Linked DNA regions of Homo sapiens: region 1 is linked to region 2. The links are chromatin contacts, found by Hi-C or POLR2A ChIA-PET in ENCODE. All regions are on one chromosome and are shown on one strand. The core of a region is the stretch at or near the end of the contact, and the rest is flanking DNA. Distances in the headings are between cores, read along the strand shown.

Region 1 (2,863 bases), core at 61-2,560, 860 kb before region 2:
GGCACTTAAAAAATGTCAATTACACAAGAATCCCCTCAAAAGCATGCTTGTTATCTTCATATACCTCATAAAGAGGCTCCACAGTTAAAAAAGCATGCCCAATTTACAGCTCAGAATGATTGCTGAAGACTTTGCTTAGTGTTATTAGCACAATTAGTTTTCTTTGTCATCAGAATAACATGGGTGCTTGGCTCAATTCTTTACATTATTTTTATAATAAAAAACCAGTCTGACAGGTTTTCATGTAAAATATGTTCTGGATCTTTTGCTAAAGTAGTGTGTTGGCAATGTGGCTGTGTATCTGGAGTTTGATTCCAAGGGCTTTTGATTTTCAGGGCAGTTTAAAGTATAAGATAGGAATTTGGGGGTTAGAAATGAACCATCAGACAGACACTCCTACATTTCCATAACTAGGAACAAAACATCAGTATTTAAATGTGACAAAGCACATTTTTGAAGACATGTGCCAGAGTGGCAGGCACACCCAAGGTGAGTTTTCTAGCAGAAAGAGCTAACCGCCTAAACACTTCAATTGCAACTGGGCAAGAACTTGCAGAAACCCTTCTGCTACTCATATCAGCATGAACAAAGGACTCAGGCCTGACTATTCCACAAAGCTGGGCTAATTATAAATTCTGTGCAGAAGTTCCTCCAGGCCAGCCTTTGGAATTAACTTGAAGTGGAGAATGAGATGATGCTCCAGATAGTTTGGGGAACTTTTTGGAGGAATTGCCTGCATGAACTGCTTTGAGCTCTCCACTTCCCTTCAGCAATGAAGATGCAGGCTCCCGTGGTGAGAATGCATGAGATTTTGCGAGTCTCACACCACAATATGATGAGAACAGAACACAGTGATGAAAACAAATCTGGCACTGAAGGGCTTTCTCTTGCCCAATGTCACCTGTTCTACCAGGCACTTCCACAGTGATGACAAAGTGCACTGCCCTGCAATTTCCCTCAGCTGGCAGAAGGGAGCCTCCTTTTTGTTTCATATATTCTATCTAGAGAGAAGATGTGTTTTCAGTGTTCCATACCAGCAAGCAGTGGTAAGTATTTAATCCCTCTGCCTGCAACAAATGACCTTTGGGAAGATCCAGGGGTATCTCCCCCCTGCCCTGGCATCTAAAGCATATGATTTCTCTACAGTAGAACAGTTTAAGCAAGATAGAATCTTTTTCCCTTCCAAAGCTCAGGGGAATTGATATCATTTCACTGCTTCCTCTAGAGGCTTCAAGGAAGTGATCTGTTCAGTCAGCTAGGAGCTGGGCTGAAGCCATCTGAGTCCCTTCTCAGCCCCTGTCTCTGACTCCCTTGTGAAATGCCATTTGCATCTGTTAAGTGGCTTCCTTGCTTTTCCTGCTTAACAGGATGGTTTTGCAACTCCTAGCAGTTCAGTAAGAAACAAGATATTTAAGAATGATAGTGGACTAATAACAATAATCACCACCATTTATTGAACGCTTATAATGTACCTGACATCCCTTATGTAGAGCTCACTAATCCTCAAAACTTGTGGCAGTTACTTCATTCTTCTCAATGACAGGTCGGAAAACTGAGGCTTTAAAGAGGTTAAATTACTTTTTCAAGGACATTCACTGTGTGGCAGACGCAGGATTTAAACTGAGGCCAGATTCCCAGAGCCCAACTGGTGTAGCACATGTTTCAGCCTCTTGGGAGTGATTAGGATCAATGGCTGTGGAGTCAGTGCTGGGTGATCTGCCTCCTCCTGGCTGTGTGGATTTGCACAAATGGCTTTTCCATTTCTCAGCCCCAGTTCTCCTATCTGCAAGATGTGTACAGTAACAGTTCTCTAGAAACCTATCACTTGGGGTTGTTGTGAGGAATATGAATGTTTGTACCTGGCACAGTGCCTCGTGCATGGTGAGTACTCAGAAGATGCCTGTGCTGCTAGGATTCTGAGTTTCTAACTGTTGTTAAGATTCTTAACTGTTGGTAGGAAGTTGACTTATGATCTATAAAGACTTAGAAGCAAAAATGGGGGTATCGTGATGGTGAGAAGATGAAGGTGCACCAGAATTTTTCTAAAGGGTGGCTCTTTCTAGAACTCTCCTTCCTGCTTTCTTTTTTCTTTATTTTGTGAACCCCTGATACAGTCTTCTTCTTCTTGCCTGAAGTTGCCTAATGGAAGAGAACTCCATCATTCAGAATGAAACATAAACTGCTCAGCGCCAATGAAGGATCTCTGATGGATTTCAGTGTGGGTCTAGGGCTGTCACCAAGGTTAAGGTTAGAAGAGAGCCTAGATGGACTGTGAATTGAATCTTTGGCTCTCCAGATGAAGAAACTGAGGCAGGGCTAATGAAGCCCTTGTCTGTGGACATCCTGAGTAATTCTCATCCCACGTGTAGTGTTCTTTCCATTGTACTATATTATGTCTCTTTACATATTATCTCTGTAATATGACCTCCATATTCTGAAGACTTGTATTTAATATTTAATACCAAATCCCTATCTCACATTCATTCTTTCTCATACTATTGAGACTTACAAAATCCTACGTAAGAACTTTTAATAATATTCAGCAAACCATTACTTTTCCTTCTACAACATAAGGACACAAACCTTATTAGTAACGTGTCAACAGCACTGCAACATTTCAAAATGAGGAGCTTTGTCATTTAAACACATAAAGATAAAACCTAGAATCCTTTGGCCTCCCTTGAAAACTCAGAGGACCTGGATCCCTGGGTCCCTCTTGCTTGTGATGACAGTCATGCAGAGCGGAGCAGCAGCCCTGACGTGCAGAGAGGCCATGCTCCCGTGCCCTTGACCCTCACCCATGCCAGCCTTGCCCATGGAGAGCTCCTTCCTGGTTCCCCTAGGCATTTGTATTTGCACCCCC
Region 2 (2,941 bases), core at 233-2,732:
TGATAGTACAGTATAAAAAAAGGAGAGGGGACAGTAACTTTACGAGAAGAAACCTGACAAACACCGTCTCAGCGAGGTGATGACGTTCAACATCTACAACGTTAAATCATGTTAATAATATGTACCCTGAATATGATGTGATAAGAATGGCATTTTCTCTCTGCCTTCTTCCTCTCAAAAACCCATAACCCCAGTCTAATTATTAGAAAACCTTAGACAAATTCCAAAAGAGGAACCTTCTACTAAACTCCTGAGCAGTACTCCTCAAAACTGTCAAGGTCATTAAAAACAAGTTTAAAGTCTGAGAAACCACTACCGCCAGCAGGATCTTAAGAAGACATGACAACTAAGGTAAGGCGGTATCCTGGGTAGGCTCCCGGAGCAGAAAAAGGACACTAGGTCAAAATAAAGGAAATCCGAATAAAGTATTGGCTTCAGTTAATAATAATGTATCAATATTCCTTCACTAATTGTAACAAATGTGTTATGCTAATATGATTAAAACAACAACAACAGGAGAAACTATATGTTAAAAATAGGAGGCCGGGCGCGGTGGCTCACACCTGTAATCCCAGCACTTTGGGAGGCCAAGGCAGGTGGATCACGAGGTCAGGAGATCGAGACCATCCTAGCTAACACGGTGAAACCCTGTCTCTACTAAAAATATTAAAAAAAAAAAAAAATTAGCCAGGCGTAGTGGCGGGCGCCTGTCGTCCCAGCTATTCGGGAGGCTGAGGCAGGAGAATGGCATGAACCCGGGAGGCGGAGCTTGCAGTGAGCCGAGATTGCGCCACCGCACTCCAGCCTGGACGACAGAGACTCCGTCTCAAAAAAATAAAATAAAATAAATAAAAAAAGGAGAAAGTGGGGGAACTCTTGCTATATTCATAGTTTTTCTGCAAATCTAAAGCTGTTTGAAACAAAGTTGATTAAAACAACCAAAAATTACCCATGCCTGGCACATAGTAATTCTCTATAATAATTTGGCTGTAGTGACGGTAGCAGTAGTACTCATGGCTCCAGTGTAGGCGCATGGAGGAGACGGGGGTCGGGGGGCAAGATTTGCTGAGTCCTTTATGTTCTTCCTGTGGGAATTTAGGTTCAAAGGTCCAGGAAATAAACTGTCACTGTGCTGGTCACCACCCAACAACCACTTCTAGACCCTGTACCAAGGGCAGCAAAGCCCGTAGCTTTATAGTGACTTTGTAGGGAGGAGGGCACTCCCCGATTCCCACAAATAAAGAGAAGGTCACCCTCACATACACACATCCTCCAAGGCAAAAAAAATAAAAAATAAAAAGATTGGTGGAAATGCAAATGCAAAGAAAATGCAAAGATTTCAATCAAGAGGTGTTTTGTAATCAGAAGGAACTTCTAATCAAGGGCCAAGAAACTGACCCCACCCAGTGGCTGCCAGATGACCTAAAAACCCGGAAGTCAGAATGGTGGTTTTCGTTAAATGGTAGCGCTCCCTGGTGTATTGAGCTGGTGAAATATGGCTTGTATTTCCCTTGCCTGCATGCAGTCTTAAATCCTCCCTCAATAGAAAATCTCCTGTCAGGCTGATCCACACTAACCACGGGCACTCCTGCTCTCCCCAAAATAAGCAAGATCAGCCCAGGAAGTCAAGTCCTCATCTCCTGTCAGATGTCAACACAAGCATGCTACGGCCACATTGCAACCAGGTTAGGGACAAAGAAGAGCAGCCTGGATGTACAGCATTACCAAGGCGGATGCTTCTGTGAGCGTCAAAAACCCTGGGTTACAATCACGTTTCACTAACGAAACACAAACAAGCAGTGGCTGTGCTTCATTTGCAACAGGCGTTTCCAGACACTAATATTGCCCACACTTGCTTGAGTTGGAGAATGTCTTTACATTCATAACAAACCTTGAAAGTAGAAGCTGAGACACAAAGTAGCAGCTTAAATGCAGTGCTCTTCGGGGACTTCACTAAGAAACAACCTGAGTGTTCCCCAGTACGATTGCTTTAAGAGTGACGAGAGCGCCCTCTCGTGGGGGAGAAAGGGCCCTGCATGCAGGGTGCAAACCTGTGAGGGCCAATGCACCACCGGCTACGGGGTCAGCCTGGGTTGGATTCATGTGGTTGGTGCCTGCTCTGTTTTCTCCTCCTCATGATCTTGGTGGTGTTCCAAGAGAATTGTCCACCCACATAAGCAAGAGAAAATTCCAGGGGTGAAATGACTGGACTATTTTTAAGCCGACTGGGCCAGGTTGGGTTTCATGTCTCTCCTGATCAGTGTTTGCCTGAGTTTGCAGCTCATTCTCATCACGGAAAAAGCCCTCCCGACTACAGACGGCGGGACAGGCAACTCATCACTGTGACGGAACCCAAGCCAACTCTTTAAGCCAGTGGGCAAGGTCTTAGATAAGACACCAAAATGGAGAAAGTTGCCCATTGCTGAGGGGCGCCCGTTTGGACAAACAGCAAAATGGGGCCAGCCAAGAGCATCATTTCAGACAGAGAAAAACGAGAAGGGAAGGGGCTCAGAGGCATTGGCCTGAAACAGAATATGACTAACTGTTCCCTGTCTAGGTCAACTCCTTAGGACATAAAAATAAGCCACTCAAACAAAGCCATGGTTAGTGTTTTAAACAAAATATAGATATGTTTAAAACTTAGCAACACAGGACAAGTTATACCAACAGCAAAACACAGAAAAATCTGAGGTGAGGGAGTAAGGAGTAAGTCCCTTTGCCTGAATTCATGCCATGTTTTATTAAAGTGAACAAGGAATAGCCATGCTTGAAATCCCCTCCCCAAACGGCTTTGTTAGCTGGACACAGCCACTCCATCTCAGGTGTAATTTCGCACGCACAGGCAGGTGAGGTCCTGAGTTGGGGACAGCTCTCTGGCGGTGAGACATCTCCCCAGAGGCTCACAGGTACACTCTAGCCGCCTATGGGTCTATAGGAGCCC

What was found. A loop is a pair of places that touch in the nucleus more often than their neighbours do. ChIA-PET counts read pairs that join two places held with the same protein, here RNA polymerase II (POLR2A). Pooled maps may share reads with other maps.
Region 1: a pooled map shows a loop between it and region 2 (4-fold over the local background). The contact joins two enhancer-like sites. A Hi-C loop is called at or near these places in 1 of 168 maps with a recorded cell type or tissue (endothelial cell of umbilical vein) and 4 of 50 pooled maps. POLR2A ChIA-PET finds 5 or more read pairs at or near these places in 1 of 52 experiments (GM12878).

What each region holds. Positions count from the first base shown.
Region 1 is chr1:77,017,383-77,020,245 of GRCh38, reverse strand. The region is part of intron 2 of ST6GALNAC5 (ST6 N-acetylgalactosaminide alpha-2,6-sialyltransferase 5); the gene reads right to left. Among named protein-coding and RNA genes, the nearest start is that of MIR7156, 41 kb to the left of the region's middle. Within about 2 kb of position 1,310, at least 2 of the 41 ENCODE cell types and tissues checked have a DNase peak (open chromatin) inside an H3K27ac peak, as active enhancers do.
Region 2 is chr1:76,153,377-76,156,317 of GRCh38, reverse strand. All of the region lies in intron 1 of ST6GALNAC3 (ST6 N-acetylgalactosaminide alpha-2,6-sialyltransferase 3), which reads right to left. Among named protein-coding and RNA genes, the nearest start is that of ST6GALNAC3, 80 kb to the right of the region's middle. RefSeq lists a silencer at 1,928-2,037. Within about 2 kb of position 1,482, at least 19 of the 41 ENCODE cell types and tissues checked have a DNase peak (open chromatin) inside an H3K27ac peak, as active enhancers do.